Regions from separate parts of the Homo sapiens genome. Here all the other regions are linked to region 2. Evidence: chromatin loops called from intact Hi-C (ENCODE). Cell type or tissue: natural killer cell. All regions are shown on one strand.

Region 1 (5,000 bases), 190 kb before region 2:
CTGTGTAGTCTGTCTGGGGAGCTGTCAGCTAACGGAATAAAACCCTCAAAATTGCTCTATCACTGGCCGACAAAGCTGAGTGAACATATGATGGTTTGAACAGGAAGCGTGTCTTGATTCCAAACGGTTGCTTGTGAGCATTAGTCATTTTTCATTATTAATGCAAATAAACATTATGTGTATGTGTATGCATTTATTTCTCAGCTGATGGCAAGACTGAAGCTTGGGATTAGAAACTGCGAGTTGATGTAAATTCTCAAGACTTCTGTACACAATGGGGGTAGTGTATTGATTGTGATGGGGCTGGTTAATGATGATGACTAGCAGAGATTCTCTTAAAGGGAACTTTTTAATAGCACTTGTGTATTACAAACCCATGAAAGTCATCTAGAAAACCTGCTGCAAAGTGGTAACCAGTGGAACACAATCTGACACAGCAAACAAATTCAAGTGTGTGCCATTGTCAAATGGCACCATTTTGAGACATATAAATGACAGGGCAATTAATGTCTTGGAACAGCCGCTTTGTAAGATTAAGGGAAGTGATTGCCTTACCCTACAAATAGATAAATTCATGGAAGGGTCCAGGTGTTGGTATTTGGAAGAAAGAATGAAAATATGTTTCTGTTTAACTCTCTAATCTTTATCAGGTGGAATCATGGGTCGTAGCAGGGGTGTGTTTGGAGTAGGGGAGAATTTGAAGCCTATTTTAGATTAGACTTCACAAAATTTCCAATATCAAACTGGTAGCACGTATCTTTTTTACTCTATTCTCATGGAGTCGATTGGCTCCTAGAAAGAACAGCAGGTGTGTGACTCAATTACAAAAATTCCCTCTTCACAGGGCACTGTTTTATATACATTGTGATCCAACTCTGAAAAAAAGGGATTGAAGTTCCATCAAGTAATTGATGAAACCATCTACATTTCTGCCTCTTTCAAATGATCTTTTACATTCTCCCTTCTTTCTAAAGTTATGTGAGGAGTACAGCCTTATCCCAGAAGCACATATATTTCTTCTCAATGGCTCAGTAATTATGTTGAGGAAGTATCAATACTGCCCGACAAAATGTCTCCATCAGATGCCATTACTAGAGTCCACTTTTAGTAATTAATTCATCACTACTTACGAGGTTGGCTGACCTAGAAGGTAATATTTTCCCCATCTAGGAAAGTAAATATTGTTGAATGACTTAAAATCTTTCAACAGCTTCCCAGGTATGTAGGAAATGGCCAAGAGCCTTGGCCCATAAAGCTTCCCCAACACCATTTCCCACCACTTGTTCACTTTACTCCCATGATCCTGCCTTTTCTTTTCCAGTGCCCTGAATGAATCAACCTCTCCCTGCCACAGGACCTTTGCACACGCAATTCTCTGCCTTCTTGGCTTCCTTTGCATAGTTAATTCTTATACATCCTTTAGATCTTAGTTCAAAGGACACTTTTCTGGAGAAGTCTTCTTTGATGCTATTTCCCTGCCCACCGAGACCAGATGAAATTCTTCCGTGATGCATCCTCATGATCCAGTGTTACTTTCTTTTAATGTACTTACCTTATAGGTTTAACAAGTTGATTGTTTGCATAAGACTGTAAGCTACATAAGAGGAGGGACTGTGGTAGTACATACAGTGGCTTAATAAATGTATTTTTAAAGGACTGAATGAATAAAAGACTTGACCAAGAGTCAGCAGGGGCCTCCGTCATTGGTATTTTCTCTCTGCCATCAGAATAGTTAAGTCTCAGATGTAGCTGCTCTTCCAGCTGGCTCCTGGAATCGAGAACGCACAGAGCAGAGCTGGATCGTCAGATCCATGGCACACAGCATGAGTGAGGATAACCCTCTGTGACTGCAGGCCACCAGGGTTTGGGGTTGCTTGTCACTGTGGTGCAACTTAACATAAGACGACTGGTAAACTCTACCGCCAATGCAGTGGAACAGAAAGAACCTGAGTTTTTAAATCAGACAGACCTACATTCCAGTCTTTTGTTTTGTTTTGTTTTTTTCTTGAGACGGAGTCTCGCTCTCTTGTCCAGGCTGGAGTGCAATGGCGTGATCTCAGCTCACTGCAACCTCTGCCTCCCAGATTCAAGCAATTCTTCTGCTTCAGCCTTTTGAGTAGCTGGGATTACAGGGGCCCACCACAACGACTGGCTAATTTTTGTATTTTTTTAGTAGAGATGGGGTTTCATCTGGCTAATTTTTGTATTTTTTTAGTAGAGACAGGGTTTCATCATGTTGGACCAGGCTGGTCTCAAACTCCTGATCTCAGGTGATCTGCCCGCCTGGGCCTCCCAAAGTGCTGGGATTACAGGCGTGAGCCACTGTGCCTGGTCACATTCTTTTTTTGGCATCAAGAATATCCTTATAAAAAGAAAATTCCTTCACATCTAGGAATCTCGGTGTCTACACATGTAAAATGAGGGTTAGCATGTCAACCTTGCAGGGTCGTTGTGGGGACTAGTGATGAAGTAGTATCATACTTGTTGCAGAGCAGGCCCTCAATTATGGTACTCTAATTATATTATTGTTAATGTTACATTTTTGTCGTTGTTGAAATGCCACCTATATCCCCAAGGCTATGACATTAATTGTGTCATACAGGTTTGTTTGTCTTGGTATCTCAAACAGAACAAATCAAAACTCCTAGTAAACTTCCCTGAAGAGCTCAGTAGACTTCATTTCCCATTAGGGAGCATCGAAGGTCACTGCGCATTGCTGCCCTCTAGAGGTGTCGGGTGAGAAGACCCCCATCCCCCCATAAAGATCAGAGAAGCAATAGATTTCTGATCTGAGCAGCTGTTGCCACAGGAACGACGGAAGCTGTTATAAATATAACAGTGATAAAAGCTGCTGTTTATTGAGTGCTCGTCATGTACCAGGTGCTATGCATAACTTATTGCATCTTCACAACATTACGAATCAGGGTCTACTGTATACTAATTTCACAGTTCAGAAAAGGGAGGTGCAGAAGCATTAAATCACTTGCCCAAGAAGATGCAACTATTATGGGGAGAACCTGAACTCAAACCTAGGGCTGGCTGACTCTAAGAAGCCCACTCTTGGACGGACGTGGTGGCTCACACTTGTAATCCCAGCAGGCCAAGGTGGGCGGATCATGAGGTCAGGAGTTCGAGACCAGCCTGGCCAACACAGTGAAACCCTGTCTCTACTAAAAATACAAAAATTAGCTGGGCGTGGTGGCGGGCACCTGTAGTCCCAGCTACTCGGGAGGCTGAGGCAGGAGAATCACTTGAACCCGGGAGGCGGAGGTTGCAGTGAGCGGAGATCGCATTACTGCACTCCAGCCTGGGCGACAGAGCGAGACTCCGTCTCAAACAACAACAACAAAACAAAACAAAACAAAACAAAACCCACTCTTAACCATCACACGATATTGGCTCTCACAGGCATGTCTGTAAGTCTGCAAAATCTGCTAGAAAGATATTGCCAACCAAAAATAAAAAAAAAACAACGTTGTTTGCTCCTACCCTGTTCCTTCCCTTTATGAGCAAATAATTCTTCTAAAAGCCAATGGGGATTCTATGTTGCAGAAACAAACATACAAAAAACCATATTCCTTGATCCTAACAGAAAAGAATAATAAAGCAGACTCTTTCTTGGCCCAGGTTGAAGAGTGAGTGTGTAAGGTCCCATCTTTCCTCATGGCCAGCATGGCTGCTCCTGTAATTATTTTGAAAGAGAAATCATCAGGCTTAGGTAGCGGTTGCAAGAATGAGCCTGAGGTGAGGTTGCCCGTTGGCCATTCTGTTACTATAATGATTTCAGCACTTATGAAAGAGACTAATGACTGAAATTGCTATCAACATTTGCAGCCAAAAGACTACATGTTGGAAATTGGATTTTCCTCTCTTCTTGCTAATGAGCTTTTCTCTCAAGGTGCTGATGCCTGGAGTGTACAGGAAGATTGGCAATTCTCTTTCTGTGTTTTACACGCCCGAATACCTGTACTGAAATTCAAGCAACACCTTTGTGATAGGGGATGGTTATATGAAACCATAAAAATATTGTTAGAGTAAGTGGCTCAGCTGGGCACACCTAAAAAACGTAAGAAGTGGAATCTTTAACTGGACAAATTACAAAATGTTTTCAAGTGGGTGTATGTATGTCAGGTTGTTCCAGTGCTGCAGTCGCTATGACCAGAAATAAAAGAGTTCTTTTTGTTTGTTCCTTTCGTGGCCTTGACGACGTTCTCGGGAGAAGCAGCTCAATAGTCAATATCAGATGGTTCTAGAAGAGTTGCTTCATAAGTACCACTGCTGTGATCTTTTCTGTAGGTTCCCATGACAATGCTATAGGGGCTTTGTTTGTTCATGGGAACTTGAGGAACACAGGGAATTCTTGTTCAATAATGAACGCAATGCGGCTTGGAAAAGACTCTTGGTAGACACGAACAAAAAAGTATAGCCAGAGCAGCCTTCAGAAATCATTCCTGCAGTTTTTGGAAGCGTTTCTCAAGGTCTGAATGGAGGCTGTGAAGGTGAGTCATGAATCGTAACAGCATTTCAACATGCTGATTCCTTGCTACTAACAAAGCGTGTGATAAGAATTTGGTGAGTCTTGTTGGCCAGTCTCCTCCAACTTTAGAGCTGCTCAGCTGGAGGGCTCCTGGGTAATCCACCCCACCCTATCGGCCTGGCAATTTGCTTGAAGGTGATAAGGTATACTGGTGACAACATTGATAAAGTTCTTCACCAGAAATTTTCCAAACTCAACCGAAATAAATATAGGCTGCTTTTCAGAAAAGATAGCGTCTGATAATCCAGGTGTTACAAATGATGGTGAAAAGTGGCAGTTTTCACAGTAGACATCTGGGGGTGGGAACGGGGATGTAAAACACGAAGAGCCATTTTCAGATCCACAGCAGCAGAGACTGCCATGATCAGCGTCCTGCTAAATCAGTGTGGATTCCTAATTAAATCTTCTTGACTTCCATGATGATAGCTAGGTTTCTTCATCAACTTGGGTTTGGCAGATCCTT
Region 2 (5,000 bases):
ATTCTCTCCTCTTCCTGGCACCTGGGGGGTACTTTTCTTACAGAAAATTTATGCCCCACTTTTATATACATAGAAAGTGGGGAGACAGCTCTTCCTGGATCTGCTATTTCTCAATCATCTTCAGCTCTAAATAATCTTCCTGGATCTGCTGTTTCTTGATCATCTACAGCTCAAAATAATCAATGTCCCAAAATAATATATTTTGGGGTGGCATACTATGACCCCTTTCACGTGTTTTCTTCTCATCTTTTTCTTCCTTTCTTTCATTCTTGTCCTTCTTTCATCTTTTTTCTCTTTTCTTTTTTCTATTTTTTGTAGCCTCTGGTTGTTTTTACATCACATTTTAACTAAATAAAGCAATAAAACTGTTTCTTCTGATTGTTTTTGCAGCAAGTATTCATCACATTTATAACTAAATAAGACACTAAAATGATTTCCATCTTGAAGAAAAAAGTGCTTCAAAATAAACACAATGATACCTTAAAATTGAACCACAATTTCTACCTGTTTCTCTTCCAATTGTTTGTTGAGGTTTCTGATGAGAATCGCTGGGTTGGCTTGGCAGAGAGACAGATCCTGAAGCATCTATTTCTGTTTTCTGCTTCTGTTTTGGCTCGAATTCTGGGTCTACCAGTAGTCTAAATGACCTCCACTTCCTCACTTTGACTCTACATACGTCTGACTGGCTGTGTTTGAGCCTGCCATACAAACAGAGGTGTGCAGTTCTCTTTAAACACCACTGTTCCATATATTTTCTTTCATACGATATTGAGTTAGACTCAGCAACCACCCCAATTATTCTGCCAGTTTTTCTTTATTATGCTTGACAACTACTTGGTGAGAGAATGGATTTTTCTTTGTGAAGTCAGCACACAGCCGCCGGTTGATTCTCTGAGAGAACAAGATATTTCACGAGTAACTGGATAAATGGGCCAACCTGACAGGACAGCAGGCCCTTGCCTCCAACAGTGCAAGAGAGCCTCTGTCAAGAGACCATGGCATTCCTCCCGTTTGGGAACTGATGACAGGATGGCTACAGTAAGCTGCAGCCAGATATTCTGCTAAGGAAACGAATAAGCAGAGAGATGAATATTTTGTATGCTTCCCATGTGTTCAGCTCTATCAGGCAGTCTCTCACACTTTATCTAATACATCTTCTCTGCTCTTCTTGACATAAAATTATCTTAAATTTTTACATGCAGAAAACTTATATATAAGGAACTAAAAAAATTAATCTGTTTAAAAGTTATACAGTGCGCAAGTGAGAAGCCAGATTTCAAAGAGAAACCAAACCTCTTGGAAACTTTGAAGGCCGACAGCATGGAGGTGGTTTGAGTGGACCCCAAACGGATGTGAACTGCCTCCTGACACTGGCCCAGTAAATGACTGGTTGTGGTGTACTGAGATAAACACTTTTAATTATTTTAAATATGAAGTAAAATCTAGAAAAAAATGTCCAGCAGAAAAAAAAAAAAAAAAAAACAACAACCAGCTCTTCTGGTTGTCATGGAGATAAGCCATTTAGCACTGCAAAGCCTTCCATGGGGAAGCAACGGCAATGGAGATTTCCAACTCCCAAGAACCGCATTCAAGGAGAGTTTCAACTTCCACTTGTCTTCCGAGGTCTGTTGTCTCTGAAAAAAAAATTTGTTGGGGAGGTAGGTATTTAAACTCATTTCCTGGGATAGAAAATCTAAGTAGCACATGCATATCCACAGAGCTTTGTTTCAGGACCCATAATGGGAACAAGTTTCCATTTCCTGTGAGGTGTGTACATAGTGTGTGTGTGTGTGTGTGTGTGTGTGTGTGTGTGTGTGTTAGAGAGAGAGAGAGCACCAATGAGCTCTCTAGAAACCATCGGAAGTGCCAGCTTGTAGAAGTAAACATAAAGCCCAGGCAAAGGACGAAAGAGAAAAAATTAGTTTGTCTCTAAAAGGAAACAGCCTTTAGATAGGAATGCATGTGAATCAGAAGAAACATGAAACTCTCATTCCTGGCTATACCATCTGCCCCACTTGTGAGGCACCGGCTAATTGTTGAGACACTGCTAGTGAAAATTGTGCAGGTTCACAGACTCTTAGGCAGCTGCTGTTTAGGGAAGTGTGGCGGCCGAGGGCCGACCTGGACTTCCGTTCTGGGAACTGGGGCTTCTCAGGAGAGTGGGTTTAGGGTAGCTGTGGCATGGAGGGTCCACAAGTTTCAGAAAATAGTGCCAGAGTGAAGTTACACTGGAGAAGAAGAGGTGGTCATACTACGGCATTCATTGCAAGGATGGAGACAAGGAGGTGAAGGCAGGCGGAGGCCCAGGTGCCAACTGATAGAGACAGGAGTACAGAGAAGACATGAGGGAGGATGGATAGAAGACAGAGTGGCTGAGGTTCCCTGCTGTGCTGAAGTTTTCAACGCAGTGCCTAAGCCTTAGCCCTTGGGTGGTGGGGAACAAGTCAAGCACACAAGGGGAATTAGAGAAGACCCACGCCTCCTTCTCTAGACGTGGAGGCAGGGAGTCAGGGAGGGCACATGGTTCATGTGGGTGCACACAGGAAATGAGAGAACGGAAACCACAAGTCAAGGGGCTTGCTGTCTTCTTGTCTGTTTGGATAAAAATAGAGCTACTGACTCAGCAGACAGTTTTCAACCTACCTTCAAGGCTCCCTGCTATAATTTTTTATTTCATTTCTTAATTTAAATTAGTTGATCACAGAAAAAGGCAGGTGATTTAAGCAGACCATATACTTCATTTAAGTCAAGGAACCATCATTGACACACCTAGCATTGTTGCATGCATATTCGTTGAAAATTCATCCATGAACTAACCATCATGATTAGGTACTGGTGATGGACAACTAAAATGATGGTAACTAAGTTAATGTACATTCCATATGTTATTCATTTCCAACATTTTTGATAAAGTAAGGAAATGGATAAGAGGGATACATTTTCAAGTCTGATAATGAAATAGATGTGCAAAACTGACAGTGGGACATATGTGGTTTTCAGAAGGAAAATGTTCATGAAAAAAGAGCTTCTCCATGATGGTCAAATGACAGGAAAGAAGCTGCATGCAGATGAGAAGAACTAGCACAAAGGGGAGTGTGAGAAGATGGGATAGCGGAAGCAGAGGTTGCATCAAACACTCGGAAGAGATCTTCTTATGAACATGACTATATCCATCAGTGTTTTCTCCTTCTTCTCCTAAAGAAGCAAGCAGACAAACAAACAAAAAACTAGAAGAATTTCCTAAGTCCTGCAAATTCAACTGTCCATGAAATTTAGAAATCAGATGATATGCTGACTTCAAAATACCTGTAGGGACTTTCAAAAGCCCCAAATAAGGCAGAAGCAGATGGAAGGAAGAGCAGTAGGAAAGAGTAGGAAAAATCAGAAGCTCAGAGAGTAATGAGTGGACTCATAAGAAGGAAAATTCAGGAAGATCCATAAAAATGCAAAAACTGATAGTCTGGTAGTACAAGAGCTATATTTCTCATTTGCAACAGTGGATATCTTGTGCCAGGACAAGGAAAGCTGGTGGTAGAAGTCACGATGGCCCCAGAAATGGAAATCCAGTCTCACACAGAAGAGCAATATTCACAGTGAGCATTCTGTTTCTGTGGCAGTGAAGGAATAAGCCCTTTGCTGTGAAGCCAGGACTGCCCTGCTTTGTCTCTGCCTATAGGACTAGTCTGCCAATAGCTGGGTCATAAAAAACCAAGTTTTTAATGATAAACAGTAAGAAAATTTATTGTGAATAAATATGTGGAAAAGATCTGCAAAGCTTTCCAACTGATACGGATTATTCTCCTAAAAACAGTGCCACTGAGCAAAGATGAACTGCAACCAAACATTTTGCCAGATTTTAAGGAGCATAATGAAGCAATTACTACTAAGAAGGAATGCCACAAAGTGGAAATGTAATAATTCCAGGAGAATGCCGAGAGACAACTGCAGGTTATAAGACAGGAATGAGGAGAACTCAGAAAATAAATAGAAGAAAAAGCGAAACCGTCATAGAAACGAAAAGGAAATCCAGTGGTCACAAGAGAGAATCGACGGCGTGATAAAAAGACAAAGAGTCCTGAAGGATAGAAATGAGAAAAATAAAGTAATATAGTAACATATAGTGAAAAAGCCCTAGAAAGAAAATGATAGATGTAAAATAAATGTCACTGGATTTTTTCTTTCTTTCTCTCTCTTTTCTTTCTTTTCTTTCTTTCTTTCTTTCTTTCTTTCTTTCTTTCTTTCTTTCTTTCTTTCTTTCTCTTTCTTTCTTTCTTTCTTTCTTCTTTCCTTCCTTCCTTCCTTCTTTCCTTCCTTCCTTTCTTTTTTTTTGACACAGAGTCTCGCTCTGTCACCCAGGCTGGAGTGCAGTGGCGCCATCTCAGCTCACTGCAACCTCTGCCCCCTGGGTTCAAGTGATTCTCCTGACTCTGCCTCCTAAGTAGCTGGGATTACAGGTGCGTGCCACCACACCTGGCTAATATTTGTATTTTTAGTAGAGGTGGTTTCGCCATGTTGACTAGGCTGGTCTCAAACTCCTGACTTCAAGTGATCCACCCTCCTTGGCCTCCCAAAGTGCTGGATTACAGGTGTGAGCCACTGCTCCCGGCCAGAATTTTCAAAGATGAGTGAAATAGAACAAATAGGCAAGGCATAAGTTAAATAAAATGAAACAAATCTGCATGCTGAACAGGCATACTATGAGCCAGAAAATACTCACTGCAAATTGTCAGCATCAAAATATAATTTTGTGAAATTGTTGAACTAGAAAAAGGAAAGGAGACATCTTTGGGAAGCCAGGTAAAAATACTGTCACTAAAACAAGGGAACAAATAGGGCTGGCTTTAGATGTTTCCAGAGCAACATGAAGACCGAGAAACAATGCTTATAAGACATAGATGAAAATAAATTGTGGGCCAAGGATTTTCATGAGGCCAAGCTCTCTTTATAGTATAACCAATGCCAAAAAAGAGTTTCGATCTGCAAACCTCAGATTATATTTT
Region 3 (5,000 bases), 120 kb before region 2:
TTTTTTTTTTTTTTTTTGAGACAGTCTCACTCTGTCATCCAAGCTGGAGTGCAGTGGCATGATTACATCTCTCTGCAGCCTTGACCTCCAGGGCTCAGGTGATCCTCTCACCTCAAGCCTTCTGAGTAGCTGGGACTACAGGCATGCACCACCACACCTGGCTAATGTTTGTAAGTTTTTTTTTTTTTTGAGACAGAGTCTCGCACTATTGCCCAGGCTGGAGTGCAGTGGCGTGATCTCAGCTCACTGCAAGCTCCACCTCCCAGGTTCAAGTGATTCTCCTGCCTCAGCCTCCCAAGTAACTAGGACTACAGATGCCTGCCACCATGCCCGGCTCATTTTTTGTATTTTTAGTAGAGATGGGGTTTCACTGTGTTAGCCAAGATGGTCTCAATCTCCTGACCTAATGATCCGCCCACCTTGGCCTCCCAAAGTTGCCAGGATTACAGGCGTGAGCCAACGTGCCCGGCTAATTTTTGTTTTTTTTTTTTTAGTAGAGACGGGGTTTCACCATGTTGCCCACCTAGGCTGGTCTCGAACCCCTGGGCTCAAGCGATCTGCCCACCTCAGCCTCCAAATTGTTGGGATTACAGGCGTGAGCCACCATGCCTGGGCTTTTTATCTTCTATACCATGTTCTTACTGTACATTTTCTATGTTTACACAGGTTTTGATACACAGATACTTGCCATTGTGTTACAATTGCCTACAGCTTTCAGAGCAGTTGCATGGTGTAGTTTTTTGTAGCCTAGGAGCAATGGGCTATGCCATACAGCCCCAGTGTGCAGTAGGCTCTACCATCTAGGTTTGTGTAAATTCACCCTATGGTTCGCATAACAAAATCACCTAATAACGCATTTCTCAGAATGTATTCCTGCCATTAAATGACACATGACTGGACATCAATGGCCCTGTAAGTAGGCTATAGGGCTTCGTAAAACCTGGGAAACACATGTTTCTTTCTTTATTTTCCAAACAATCTGTTGTGCTTACAAAACTTACTCTATTTTCTTTATAGCCCAGAAGCTGATTCGTTTGTGCCATTTTATGTTTAGACTACAATGACTTCAGCTTCCAGGGATGCAATCGTTGCTGGGAAAACTCATCCTTGGTCATAGGAAATAATACATTAAATGTTTTGTCTTACAATACACTCTATCTGAGATTACTACAGACCCAAACAGACACCTAAGTACCATCCTTCACCCACGGCCTCCTGCTGGCTTCATCCTGCTGTTATCATCAGGAAGCAGCTCGGTGCCGTATACTTAATGGCCTGGTTCGTGGAAGTAACTGAAGCTTCTCTAAACAGAGGATTCTAATTTTAATGTTGTACTTAATTTTGCTCTTTTCATCTTCGAGTGGTAAAATAAAGAGCAGATTAATCCTTCTCAGGATGGCATTACTGATTTGGTAGTCTTGAAGGAGAGGAAATACACTTCATTTAATGGTACTACTATATCTTCATTTACTCACCATCTGATATGGTTTGGCTCTGTGTCCCCACCCAAATCTCATCTTGAATTGTAGTTCCCATAATTCCCACATGTTGTGGGAGGGACCCAGTGGGAGATAATGGAATCATGGGGGAAGTTTCCCCCATACTGTTCTTGTGGTAGTGAATAAATCTCACAAGATCTGATGGTTTTAAGGGGTTTCTGCTTTTATTTCGCTCTCATTCTTCTCCCTTGCCACTGCCATATAAGAAGTGCCTTTCACCTTCTGCCATGATTGTGCAGCCACATGGAACTGGGAGTTCATTAAACCTCTTTTTCTTCCCAGTCTCTGGTATATCTTTATCAGCAGTATGAAAACAGACTAATACACCATCCTTCTGGTGGCCCCTGAAGCCCCTGAAAATAAGAAATATTTCATTTGACCCAGCGTTCAGAGGGACAAATTGAGGAAGACCGTAGGAACCAATGATTTGTTCAAGGTTATGTAATAGGTACAAGGAGCCCAAAGAACAGCAGTTGCTTTTCTCCAAAGTGCAAGTGTAGAAATACACTAGTCTTAGGAAGCAATTGAGCTCCAAAAACCAACCCCAAGACTATTCTCCTCAACCTCTGCAGCTGAGTTTGAAGAAAAAGACTTCACCTAGAAAGAGTAGATCAAGAACCAGAGGAAATACTGGGTTTAGAGTTCGAGCTGTAAATAAGAAAAATGGCTTTCTTGTCATTTTCTCCCTTTTAATTGCTATTGCTGGTTGCCACATAAATTCAGTTGGTGGCTGGGGATATTGGAGATAATATTTCTTTCTTGCTTCTTTTTCTTTTTTGCTTGCTTCTATTCTAGCACTGAGGAAAGTGACAAGTCTGGGTTTATATGGGGTTTTGGACATGGCCACAATTTTAGTTTAGCAACTAGAGAAAGATTTTACAACTTTTGACTCCAATGAAAACAGCAAGGAGAGCAGACACCAGCACAGATCAGTCCCTGGTGGCCTCATTTGGGAACGCTGTGTGAGGGTCCCACAAACATGAGCACCTCCTTGTGTGACCCCTCCCCCAGCCAGGGGCTTCACAATGAACAACACTAATGTGTAGCAGAATCAGTAGATTCCCCAAGATATTTTTCTTGGTTCAGTAGCTAAAGTCAGCCAACCTACAAACCAACCTACCAGTAGACCAAAACTCTTCTATTTTCTGCCACTGGCAGAGTCATCTCAGATGATAAGCACCATGAGAGGCATCGTTCTGAAACCAAAGCACAAAAACATGACACTTAAGTGAAGGACAGACAGCCAGAAAGACTGCCTATTGACTGAATCAACCACATACTCTATGCAGTCAAACATGTGCATTAGATACGTGAAGATTGGCATGGATCTCAAGAATTAGAGAATTATTAGAGAATGGAGATGGAGCAATGCACTAGTTGATTGCTTTTCTTTTGTTAACAAGTTCATGTTATATATTTAATATAATATGTATATGTATTTAAGTATGGAGGTATAAGGGGAAGTGGAATTAAGAATGACTGCTTAGCTGAAGTGTGGTGAAGGTTTCAGGAAACCATAGAGCATGTGGGGAGGTAGGAAGGACTCACCACAAGTTGCAAAGTAGGCCAGGAAAGAGGAAGGGAAGGTCAGGAGGCCTAGCAAGTTGCAAAAGCTCTTCACACCTAAGAACCAAAATACAAGTAGAACGAGTTGCAGACCAAACCCTCAGTTGATGACCAAACCCTCGGTTGATGAGTTTTGCAAAGCAATAGTGAAGTGGCTTAAGTCTATTGAGCAAACAAAAGGCTATAAGAGCTTCCCTAGAGAGCTACACTTGAGAGGGTGGGTAGAGCTTTAGGGAAGTGTGGAAATGTCTGGATTAATTTTACAGGGATTAGGAAAAGAGTAGAATTACAGGCTTCCACAAAACCTGTTCCTGAATTAGAGGACTGTCCAGTGCATACTGTAACCAAGGTCGGCTTGGGTAGGTGGCTTAGCCTCAGGATGCAGGGGCTGGATCTCTGGAAGGCACAGACTGTGTGGCATTTCAGAGGGGCTCTGACTCTGTCAAATGCTCCTTTGAGCCATTTTCCAATAGACAGTTGGAATCGGCATTCAACAGAAAGTTCCCTTAGACCAGGATTGGGATTTCTGAGGCCCCAGCAAGTAATACATCTCTTCCTTAAGGAGCAACTAGATTGTACTAGATTATTTTAACGGTCAAACTCAAGAATGTCAGTACGTGGGTGTTGAGGTCTTTAGGCCAAGTTATAGAAGAGATTTGTGTGACGTTGGCAGAATAACCCAAGGTACTTCTTGGAGGTTTCATTTATGTTTGTTGCTGATATTTTATTTATACAAGGCCACTTATAGAATTGTTTTTTTGTTGGGAGGGGGGTCCATAACCACAGAAGAATATGTGAATGAAGTTTAGGGGATCTATGAATTTCATGAAAGTATCTGAGAAATTTTGCATGTATTTTTTGGAGGGAAGAAATGCTTGTTGCTTTCATCTGAGGAAGTGACCTCAAGTGTATATGCAGATAGGAACACCAGTGGGAAGAGAGGTTCCAGTGAGAATGAGGGTACGGGGGGGCCTGCCATGATGTTCCAGACAAAGGCAAAGGATGAACTCCAGAGTATTCTGGAAAATGTATTTTAAATCTAGAGGACTATTTCTCAAAGGTTTCTGATGAGTTTTAGATATACACTCATCCTGTGCTGGACAGGTTGTGTGCATGTATCTCTTCAATGTGAGATTCTGGTGCCTGATTTTTCCACTTGCTCTAGGAATCTCTAAAGTTAATGTTTTATAACTATTTTGTTTATAATTATTATAGTTATTCTGAAGCCAAAGTTGTCACCTTTCTGGGATATATACTGGGGCCCCTGCTCTTAACACTAAATGTGGCTGGAGGACAGGAGTCTGAAGCTCCCTGGAAAGACATTGCAATGTCACAATCCCCTGCTTCAGTGATTGCATGCGGCAGTTCCCCAAGGATTCTCCCATGCGTCAGGATGCCATCATCACTCCTTATCCAGTGGTTGCCAGTGGAGAGCCAAGGCAACGCTTCCCTGCTGATGCTGAACACGGTTCTTTCTTCCCTTTCTCTTTCTCATTATCCCCTTTTTCTCTCTTTCTCTGGCTGTCTCTCTCCCCTCTGTCACCCAGAAGGAGCAGTTTTGAGTCTTCTTGTCTGGATTCCTCTCCACTCCACTCTCCTCCTCTTCTCGGGCAAAGTGAGGGGCTTGGAGTTTCAGGGGTGATGCCAACAGCAGTGAATCACACAGGAGGCAAGTAAGAGGGAATCTCACTTTGGGCAAGTCCCTTCCCCTCCTTAGGCCTGTTTCCTAGTCTGGAAAACAGGATAATCTCAGTACCTCCCTGATAGGCTGTGGGGAGCACTACTCAATGTGATCATATTAACATAGTGATAAGGGTAGGGTGTGTCACATAGTAAGCGGTACCTACCCAGTAAGCATTGTCATCATTATCACGATTACTATTCAGACCCCTATTCCATGCCAGGCACTGTCCTAGGCACCAAGGACATACTGAA
Region 4 (5,000 bases), 100 kb before region 2:
TGAATTGTTTGAGGAGCTGCCATGCGTTTTCTACAGAGGCTGCACCATTTTACTTTCCTATCAATGGTGCACAGGGTTCCAATTTCTTCACATCCTTGTCAATACTTGTTGCTTTTTTTTTTAATAGTAGCCATCCTAGCGGCTGTGTGGTGGTACTGCACTGTAGTTTTGATTTGCATTTCTCTAATGACTAATGAAATCAAACACACTTTCGGGTGCTATTTAGGGTGAGTTTTATCCTGATTATATATTTAGTACTTTTTTCTTCCTGAAAATCACTACGTTGGAGCTTTGAAGTCCAGGTTTTTTTTTTTTTTTTTTTTTTTTTTTTTGAGACAGTGTCTTGTTCTGTCACCCAGGCTGGAGTGCAGTGGTGCAATCTTGGCTCATTGCATCCTCCACAGCCTCCTGGGTTCAAGCGATTCTTGTGCCTTAGCCTCCCGAGTAGCTAGGATAACAGGCATGTGCCACAATGCCCAGCTAATTTTTTGTATTTTTAGTACAGACAGGGTTTCGCCAGGCTGGTCTCAAACCTTTGTCCCTAAGCGATATGCCTACCTCGGTCTCCCAAAGTGCTGGGGTTACAAGCAGAGCCACTGTGCCAGGCCAAAGTCCAGTTTTCTTATCAACCAACTAGAAGACATGTTCTCTTCATAGTCACATAACAGTTAACATGTGAGACACAACTATGTTGATCTACAATTGTCTTCTTAAGTGATAGAAAGCAATTTCCTTCCTTTTCCCAAGCAAAACATTTTCGACTCTTACTTTCTAGGAATGCACTGAAGAAAATCTCACATTATCAGCTTGAATTTCCCTTTCTGGCTTCAAGATTGTCAGCCATATACTTGCAGAATGTAAAAGCTAGAGGTACTCTTACCTCAAACTGTTCACAGATGAGTAAACTGAGGCACACAGAGGCAAAGCACATTGCCTGTGGTCACTGTTTGTAAATGACAGAATTGAGACTGAGGCTCATGGCATTTGCTCTTTTTCCTCCTGTGTCCATAATTTCTCAATGTGCTCTCTCATGCATCAAGAGGAAGAAAATATTCTGCACCGATGTGCATAGCGGTGCTCCCCAAAGATTTTTGAAGTTGAATTTATTCCTTTAACCGGGCTTCCACTGTCTAGCAGGCAGCATACTATCTAAACCCCCCCTGCATCCATCAGATTCTCTGGGTCAGTGATTTGTAATGGGCACCTTCCATAGCTGGGATAGAAGACAATCGATGCAAGGGGTTTACTTTCCTAGTTCCAGGAAAGCCTGGTAGGCCTCTTGGTCTCTCCTCACCCCATGGTGGGCTGCAGTTCTAAAGCCATGGAGTTTGGTGCTTCTTCCCAGAATAGAGAGTGGCAAATCTTTTCCCTATGGAGGCTGGTCTGCTAAACATTTATCTAGGTTGGCTCCATCTCCAATCTGCAGGGTAAAATTTTAGCCTCTGATATGGTTTGGCTGTGTCCCTATCCAAATCTCATTTTGAATTGTAATCCAAATTGTAATCCCCACGTATCGATGGAGGGACCTGGTGGGAGGTAATTGAATCATGGGGGCGGTTTCCTCCATGCTGTTCTCATGATAGTGAGTGGGTTCTCAGAAGATCTGGTTGTTTGATAAATGTCTGGCACATCCCCCTTCTCTCTCTCTTGCCTGCTTCCATGTAAGATGTGCTTTGCTTCCCCTTCCCCTTCTGCCATGATTGTAGGCTTCCTGAGGCCACCCCAGTCATGCAGAACTGTGAGTCAATTAAACCTCTTTTCTTTATAGATTACCCAGTCTCAGGTAGTATCTTTATAGCAGTGTAAAAATGGACTAATACAGCCTCTGTCTGAAAAATACTTTTACCTTCAAGAAGAGGAGCAACTGTTAAGAAACTAACCCATTTCCGTTTAACTTCATTGCTTCTCTAGCTTGTAATGAGAGGTGTAAACCAAAGACATGTACTTGCTAAAATGATCTTTTGTGGCTGAAAATGACTGTTACATGTACTAGTAAATAATTGTTTCTATTTCAGTTACTAACAAAATGAACAGGCTCTGCTTTTCATAATTGGCTTCATGACTGTGGGTTTTGGCAACAACTCTAGAGGAACACAGGGCCCGGAAGAGGGGCACAATGAAGCCACTCACTGTAATAACTTAAGCAACAACAATGCAGTAAGTAAAAACCCTCTTAGATCTAAAATATTGGTTTTCTATATGTCAATTTCTTAGTAATTTTCTTCCATTTCCTATCCACTACTCTTAGTTATTTTGATTTTTCTATATTTGGAAATAGGAACCCAATGATGCTGTCCCTGTGCCTCTGTATTAGTCTTTTGTCATACTGCTGAAAGAGACATGCCTGAGGCTGGGAAGAAAAAGAGGTTTAATGGACTTACAGTTCTACATGTCTGGGGAGGCCTCACAATCACAGCAGAAGGCAAGGAGGAGTAAGGCATGTCTTATATGGATAGTGGCAGACAAAGAGAGAGAGCCTGTGCAGGGAACCTCCCATTTTATTAAAACCACCGGATCTTGTGAGACTTATTCACTATCACAAGAACAACATAGGGAAAGACCTGCCACCATGATTCAGTTACCTCTTACCAGGTCCCTCCCACAACACATGGGAATTGTGGGAGTTACAATTTAAGATGAGATTTGGGTGGGGACACAGCCAAACCATATCACTGTCCCACCCTCCTGCAGCTTCAATATCCTCCATGTTCTCCAGAACAGAGTCCAGAGGCCTGAGCAAATCTCCCCAAGTCAACCCACTTCTCCAAGCACAACTCTGAACCTCCTTTCATGTGCTGCCACTCCAAACTTTTCTTTTGTTCCCTAACCTGCCGGACTCCTTCACACTTTCACACCTTTGCAATATCATCTCCTTTTCTCCCCCAATGGTTAACTTCCTCTCTGTCCTTCCTTTCAGACTCATTCAGGCCTCTCCTCCCATTTCCCCATCACAAAGAGTGTTCTTGATTCAAGCTCCAATGCATTACTGGGATGCATTCCTCCTGCTGCTCTCTAGCTTGGCTCCTAAGGACTTGGGATTAAGTAACTGCCATAAACGCGAAGTGTGTCCCTCTCTTGTCCATTCCACACACTGCTGTGCTGGGCAAAGCTCATTGTATGTGTTCACAAATCCTCGGTGAATTAACGAATACAAGAAATGAACCAATTGAGTGATTTTCTAAAGCACAAAAAGTATCACTTTGTGACTCATACCCTTAGAGGATCCTTTTAAACTCATTACTGATGGAACAGAGACTTTCCACAACTGGTCCCGTTCTCTCTCCCTAGCTTCATCTCTGTTGCTCTCAACTCCCTTTTTGTTCACACTCCACATGCTCTGGGGACACCAGAGTGTCTCCATCCTTTCCTCATGCTACTCCCCTGGTCTGAAAAGTTCCTTCTGATATGGTTTGGTTCTGTGTCTCCACCCAAATCTCATGTTGAACTGTAATTCCCAATGTTGGAGGGAGGGACCTGGTGAGAGGTGATTGGATTGTGGAGGCAGATTTCCACCTTGCTGTCCCTGTGATAGCGAGTTCTCATGAGATCTGGTTGTTTAGAAGTGTGTAGCACTTTTCCTTTCACTCTCTCTCTCTCACCGCCATGTGGATATGTGCTTGCTTCCCCTTTGCCCTTCCACCATGATTGTAACTTTCACGAGCCCTCCCTAGCCATGCCTCTGGTACAACCTGTGGAACTTCGAGTCAATTAAACCTCTTTTTTTTAATATATAATCTACTTAGTCTCAGGCAGTTCTTTATAGCAATGTGAGAATGGACTAATACACTTCCCTTCTTGACTTTCTTGTGAACATCCCCCACTTTGCAAAACACAGCTCATGTCCTCAATGATCCTTTATCTGACTTTGCACAGCATAAACTGCTGTCTCTCCCACCTCTCCCACTCTCTCTCTTGCTCCCAGTGGTTTCTAAATTATGGGTTATGACTCATTAGTGAGTCATTGCATCAGTTTAGCAGGTCCCACCCAGAACTTTAAGCAATGAAATAAAAAATTATCAAAAAGCCCCCTTCACAGTAAAAGTACAAAACGTGTTTCAGTGTCCGTAAGTGTGTGTAATGGGTGTGTGGGGGTGCATGCTGATTCACAAATAAATGGATGAGTTTTGTAGTCAATTCCATTAGTTACTAGTATATCTGAGGAAATAGCTTTCCTCTGGGTGAAGCTATCATTCTCTATTTCATGTCAACTATGTTGCTAGGCCCAGTGAGGGATACTGAGTTAGATTTGGGGTTAAGCTTTAGCTCAAACATAATTCTAGCACCAAATCTCCATTCCATTATTTTCTCTCGTTTCCATCTTAAGCATTCACAAGGGCATTTAGCATTGCTGCAATTCTTGGATCTAATGTCCTTAGGGAGTTGGATGCTTGTTCTAATGTGCCTAACAAGAAAGAGTACACTTTTCAAAGAACCTAGCTATTTGTGACAGTGACAGGCATTTGGCAAATAAATATTCCCATTCTCCAAGGACCCTCAGAGAGCCATAAGTAACACAAATTATAAATCTCCCATTGGTACAGTCAGAAAGACTGACTTTCCTTTGCCATGACTAGTCTGTCCATTTTTAGCTACCAAGCGTCAATTCCAGATTCTCAGATTCCTCTTCCTTTCTGCCTGTAGCTCTGTTTCTTTGAGCTGTGATGCTGACGTGTATGTTAGATGAAATCAAGATAAGTTATTATATAGAGTGCAGAGCCTAGATGGAGTTCAATCTCTGGAATGAAGTTGGTTATTTAAGTAATGAATTGTCAGTAATGCACTCAGGACATAGAGCAATTTTGTGTGATTTTCCAAACTCAAAACTGCAAAATACTTATGGAAAACTTAACATGAATTTGGCCACATACTAGAGTCTTGTGTTATGTAATCCTGGTCACATGGTTTGTATATCACATGGTTTTCTGGCGTTTTAATTTTGCCTGGTGGTGAGTGATCAAAGGCCTGTTGATTGAGGAAAAAACCCACTTTGATAGTCCAAA
Region 5 (5,000 bases), 140 kb before region 2:
TTTTGGGGTCTTGTCAATAAACACCAATAAATACCATATACATGTGGGGTTTGTGGACATTGGTTTTCATTTCTATTGCATAAAAACCTGGGAATGGAAATCATGGGTTATAGGGCAGGTTCTTGCTAAACTCTAAAGAAAAAGACCTTTTCTTCGGAAATAATTGTACAGTTCTACATTTCTACCAGCAACACATGAAAATCCTGGTGCTTCACATCCTTGCCAACGTTGGGTTGTATTGTCCGTCTTTTTAATTTTAGATGTTGAAGTGACAGTGTGATATCATCTCATTGTCATTTAACTTGGATTTTCTTAATGATTTTGGCCATTTTTATATCTTTCTTTTTAAATTGTACGTCCAAGATTTTGCCATGTTTTGATTAGGTTCTTTTTTCTTTTTATCATTGACTTCTAGATGTTCTTATATACTCAGGATATAAGGCTTTGCCAGATTTATGTATGGCAAATAGTTTCTCCCAGTTTGTGGCTTTCCTGTTTATTTTCTTAATGGCGCATTTTGTTTAGCAAAAGTTTTAAATGTTTAAATAAAATAGCTATTTTAATTTTTTTTGCTTACTAATTCCAACATTAATATAATCTCTGGGTCTGTTTCTATTGACTATTTTTTTCTCTGGGAGTAGGTCACATGTTCCTGCTTCTCTGCATGTCTTAGTCCTTTAAAAAACTATTATTAGATGCTGTACATTGTAGATTATACATTGTAGAGTGTGGATTTTACTTTGTTTCTTTGAAAGATGTTGAGTTTTCTTCTGACAGTTGATTTTGTCAAACATTTATTTTAGGCTTTGTTAGGTTGGGTCTAGAACTGATGGTAGTCTAGGGCTAAAACATATCTATTCCTAAGACGTGATTTTCTTCCTTGGATGTTCAGTGTGGTGTCTCCATTATGAACGGTTGGAGTTGTAACATCTCCCAGCACTGTGTCATTTTTGGAAATTCCATTCAGTTCACAACCCCTTACCTAGTAGCTGTTTCCTAATAAGTCTTGCAGAGTTTTCTCCAGCACATACGCAGCTTTGCATCTGGCCAAAGACACAAGGAAGAATGTTATGCAAATTTCCGGAACTCCTTTTCTACACAGCTCCCTTCTGACACTCTGCCCCATATATTCCACCTGCCTTAAAAGACTCAAACTCCAATCTTTGTTTCCTCTACCCGGTGAGAATGTTCCTCCTTTGTGTGCGTGTGTGTGTGTGTGTGTGTGTGTGTGTGCGCATGTGCACGCACGCTATGGTTTGGAAAGCGCCTAGAGGCATGAAGCTGGGGTGAATTTGGAACTCGCTGGTGGGTCCTCCTCTTCTCAGAATGACAGCCGATGAAGTCCGTGGTCCAATTTCTGTAAATAATTTTATTTCTCCATTTTATAGTTATTTACAGCAGGAGGGTAAGCCCTACATCTGTTCTTCAAACATAGATTGATATGGATGTCTCCTCCCTTTGCTTTTATCAAGGACAGTGATCTTTACCATTTTGTGGGCTTCTCTCACCTTCTGCTGAGAGGCAATCCTATGACATTTTGAGAATAGGGTGGTTGGAGAAGCATTGGTGGTTCTGACCCTTGCTGTCTGGGGACTGGGTGGGAGTTAAGTTTGACACTACCTAAGTTACTTGGTGAAAAAAAACCACAGTGCTTCCATCAGTTATTCAAACGACGACAATGATAACATCCTGTGAAACTGTCATAATGGAAAAAATAGACTCTTGATGCTTGAAAGCAATTTAAATGTATATTTTGTTGTATTGAGTTAAACATGAGAAAAGTAAAAAAAAAAATGAGACAGAGATAAATTCTTCTCTTTTTCCTCTGAATATGTACCAAATGTATATCCGTGTTTGTAATGTTTATTATTCTGATATTTGATGGATTACTCTGCTTCCACTTTTTTCCATAATTTTGTCTGTCATTGCATAGGTATTATTTTTTATAGTATTTTAGTTTTATTCTCTACAATTTCATGTGCAGAGATTGAACACCAGCAGAGGGCCATGGAATGTCCTGCCTGCAGTTTTGTGATCTGCAGGTGTTGATGGGTGACCTGAAGCCTGAAGTGAGACAGCTGGCTCAATGTGTCGTGTACCTCACACCCACAACCTTATCCTATTTGGTTATCACTGGTTTGTAAGACACACTTCTCATTCTCCCGGGGTTTTTTTTTCTGTTTTTTGTTTTGTTTTGTTTTAATTTCAGAAGCAGATGGAAGAGGTGGATATTATTATACATACACTTTATCTGTTTAATACACTTAAAGTCCTGTCAGCCTTGAGACTTGAATCTAGACAGTTAAATTTTTTGTGCAGTTGGGCAAGCCCAAAGAAAAGTGCAAAAGTGAAAACTCATGAAAAAGTGATTGAGAAGCTGCATCTATGAATCTGTAATCAGTATCTATTGAGGACTCCTAGAAAATGCAAGCTTAAAAAAGAACTCGTCTTCCCCTCTAACAATATACAGCAAAATCTTGTCACTGAGTCTTCCTAATGCATGGAAACCTTATCAGAGAAGTTACATAGGTTTGTGTTATAGAAATAGATATCCTAGATTCATATTATTGAAACTATAAAAGGTATGGCTATCCCCCACTCTATTGCATGTTAACAAGACACGCATTGTACCATTCTGTACTTCTTCCCACATTTAATCTGGAGTCTCTGATATTTCATGGATTGACTATTTTTGATCTCTCTACATGCATTGTTATTTTACCTTAACGAAACCTCCTAGAGCCCCTTATTCATCCCCCATTACCTTACCCTTCACCTCAATGGTCTGTCATTGCTTCTTAAATGAATCAGTGCAATAATCTCAATGTCCAGGAACCAGTCTACACTGCACACTTTTACAAATCTATTTTTTTCAAAATACCTGATACTTCACAAAATGCCTAGCTTCTCTCCTATTTTCCATTCTTCAGTAAATAGCAATGTCAAACTTTTGGTTGCTAAGGCTGAAAACCTGGGAGTCATGTAAGATGATTCCTCTTTCTCTCCATATCCAATACATCAGCAAATCCTGTTAACTCTCTTCATAAATATAGCCAGAATCTAACCCCTTCTCACCTCCTCCACCAATATCACTTTAGTCCAAGCCAACCTTCTCATACCTGGTCTATTACAGGATCCTGACTGGGTGATCTCATTGTCCTCTTGCTACTTTCTGACTATACTTCTTATAGCTGCCAGAAAGTTCCTTCTAAAATGTCTCTGTGGTGCTCAAAAGCCTCCAGTGATTTTCCGTCTCACTCAGAGTAAATGCCAAAGTCCTTATAATGGTCACACAATCTTCAGTCCTTCACATTCCGCGCCCCCATCTCCCGCTGGCCTTGGCTATGGCCACAACTGTCCAACCCTCAGCTCCTCCGGCATGCCTGCATGTCCCCACCTCAGGGCCTCTGCAGTCACCATTCCCACGGCCTGGGATATTTTCATTTTAGATGGCCATTGGTCTTGCTCCTTCTCTTCATGCTAGGATCTGCTCAGAGAATCTCTCCATGCCCTTCCCCTGTCTAAAACAGTCTTCCTCCCTCTTCCCTTACTCTGCTTTACTTTTTCCCATAGCACTTATTATTCTGACTTATTTTACACACACACACACACACGCGTGCACACACATAATTTATTTGCATATCCTTTGTCTCCTCTCACCAAAATTTAAGCTCGCATGGAGAAGCAGTTTATCTGTAATGTTTACTACCATGTCCCCAGCATCTAGACTAGCTCTGCACACATGATAGGCATATATGTTTGATAAATGAATTAATGGACTGATCTTTTCAGTATGTTGCTTTTTCCATGCCACATCCCAGATAAGAGCTGCTGCAGCTCATCAAAGTCTTACTCCGTAGTTTCATGGGTTTGCCCGCTCTCTGGGGCTTTGTGAGCAAGCCTCTTCTTACCTGCCCACTTTATTTCCCACTCTCAGAATCCTCTGGTCCAGTCACTCAGGCCAGGCTCCTCACTGGCCAACACACTGCAGTGACTAACATGAACATTTCTGAATACAGAAGTCACCTTGTCAAATATGTTCCTCCATTTTAAGTTTCCAAAAAAAATTAAACATAAAACTCCCCAATCATTCAGCATTCCCATTTCTGGGTATATATCTAAAAGAATTAAAATATTTGTAAACCTATGTTTATTGCAGCAGTATTTGCAGTAGCCAAGATGTGGAAGCAGGCTAAGTGTTAATTGAAGGATGAATGAATAAATAAATGTGGGTCGGGCGCGGTGGCTCATGCCTGTAATCCCAGCACTTTGGGAGGCCGAGCCAGGTGGATCACAAGGTCAGGAGATCGAGACCATCCTGGCTAACATGGTGAAACTCCAGCTCTACTAAAAATACAAAAAAATTAGCCGGGTGTGGTGGCAGGCGCCTGTAGTCCCAGCTACTCGGGAGGCTGAGGCAGGAGAATGGTGTGAACCCGGGAGGTAGAGCTTGCAGTGAGCGGAGATGGTGCCACTGCACTCCAGCCTGGGCGACAGAGCAAGACTCCATCTCAAAAAAAAAAAGAGAGAAAAAAAAGAAATGTGTTCTATACATACAATGCAATATTATTTTGCCTTAAAAAAGAAGGAAATCCCATCATATGCTACAATATGAATGAAGCTCGAGGACATTATGCTAACGGGATTAAGCTAGACACAAAAGAACAAATACTACGTGATCCCACTTACATGAGATTCCTAGAGTAGTCAAAATCGTAGAGACAGAAAGTAAAATGATGGGCAGGGGCTGGGAGTAGGGAAAATGAGAGTGGTTGCTTAATGGGTGCAGAGTTTCCGTTTTGCAAGATGAAAAGGTTCCGGAGATCTGTTGTACAACAAGGTGTGTATACTTGACACTACTGTATGATGCATTTAAAAGTGATTAAGAAGATACATTGTATGTTGTGTACTTTTTACCACAATTAAGAAAAAATGTTGGCCAGGCGCAGTGGCTCATGCCTGTAATCCCAGCACTTTGGGAGGTTGAGGCAGGAGAATGG

The links. Peaks named below come from ENCODE experiments on the same cell type or tissue, not always from the same donor. Only the 100,000 strongest peaks of a DNase experiment are listed, where the experiment ranks them.
Region 1: a loop joins it to region 2, with 9 times the contacts of the local background. A loop is called at or near these places in 21 of 110 quality-filtered maps.
Region 3: a loop joins it to region 2, with 5 times the contacts of the local background. A loop is called at or near these places in 3 of 110 quality-filtered maps.
Region 4: a loop joins it to region 2, with 5 times the contacts of the local background. A loop is called at or near these places in 3 of 110 quality-filtered maps.
Region 5: it touches region 2 in a loop (3-fold over the local background); 5 of 110 quality-filtered maps call a loop at or near these places.

Annotation. Positions count from the first base shown.
Region 1 is chr10:7,119,130-7,124,129 of GRCh38, reverse strand. No RefSeq gene overlaps it. Among named protein-coding and RNA genes, the nearest start is that of LINC02665, 25 kb to the right of the region's middle. In natural killer cell, a CTCF peak has its summit at 2,735 (motif pointing left); a DNase peak (open chromatin) is centred at 2,749.
Region 2 is chr10:6,925,257-6,930,256 of GRCh38, reverse strand. The region is part of intron 3 of LOC105376387 (a long non-coding RNA gene); the gene reads left to right. Among named protein-coding and RNA genes, the nearest start is that of LINC00707, 150 kb to the right of the region's middle. RefSeq lists enhancers at 2,122-2,211, 1,943-2,362. In natural killer cell, no CTCF peak of the experiment used is centred here; DNase peaks (open chromatin) are centred at 626, 1,346, 1,736 and 2,526; H3K4me3 peaks cover 484 bases; H3K27ac peaks cover 4,306 bases.
Region 3 is chr10:7,044,502-7,049,501 of GRCh38, reverse strand. All of the region lies in intron 1 of LOC105376387 (a long non-coding RNA gene), which reads left to right. Among named protein-coding and RNA genes, the nearest start is that of LINC02665, 49 kb to the left of the region's middle. RefSeq lists an enhancer at 4,846-5,000. In natural killer cell, no CTCF peak of the experiment used is centred here; DNase peaks (open chromatin) are centred at 2,731 and 3,061; H3K27ac peaks cover 4,160 bases.
Region 4 is chr10:7,027,333-7,032,332 of GRCh38, reverse strand. The region is part of intron 1 of LOC105376387 (a long non-coding RNA gene); the gene reads left to right. Among named protein-coding and RNA genes, the nearest start is that of LINC02665, 66 kb to the left of the region's middle. In natural killer cell, no CTCF peak of the experiment used is centred here; DNase peaks (open chromatin) are centred at 2,042 and 3,942; H3K27ac peaks cover 4,851 bases.
Region 5 is chr10:7,068,227-7,073,226 of GRCh38, reverse strand. The region is part of intron 1 of LOC105376387 (a long non-coding RNA gene); the gene reads left to right. Among named protein-coding and RNA genes, the nearest start is that of LINC02665, 26 kb to the left of the region's middle. In natural killer cell, CTCF peaks have their summits at 1,757 and 2,007 (motif pointing right); a DNase peak (open chromatin) is centred at 2,046.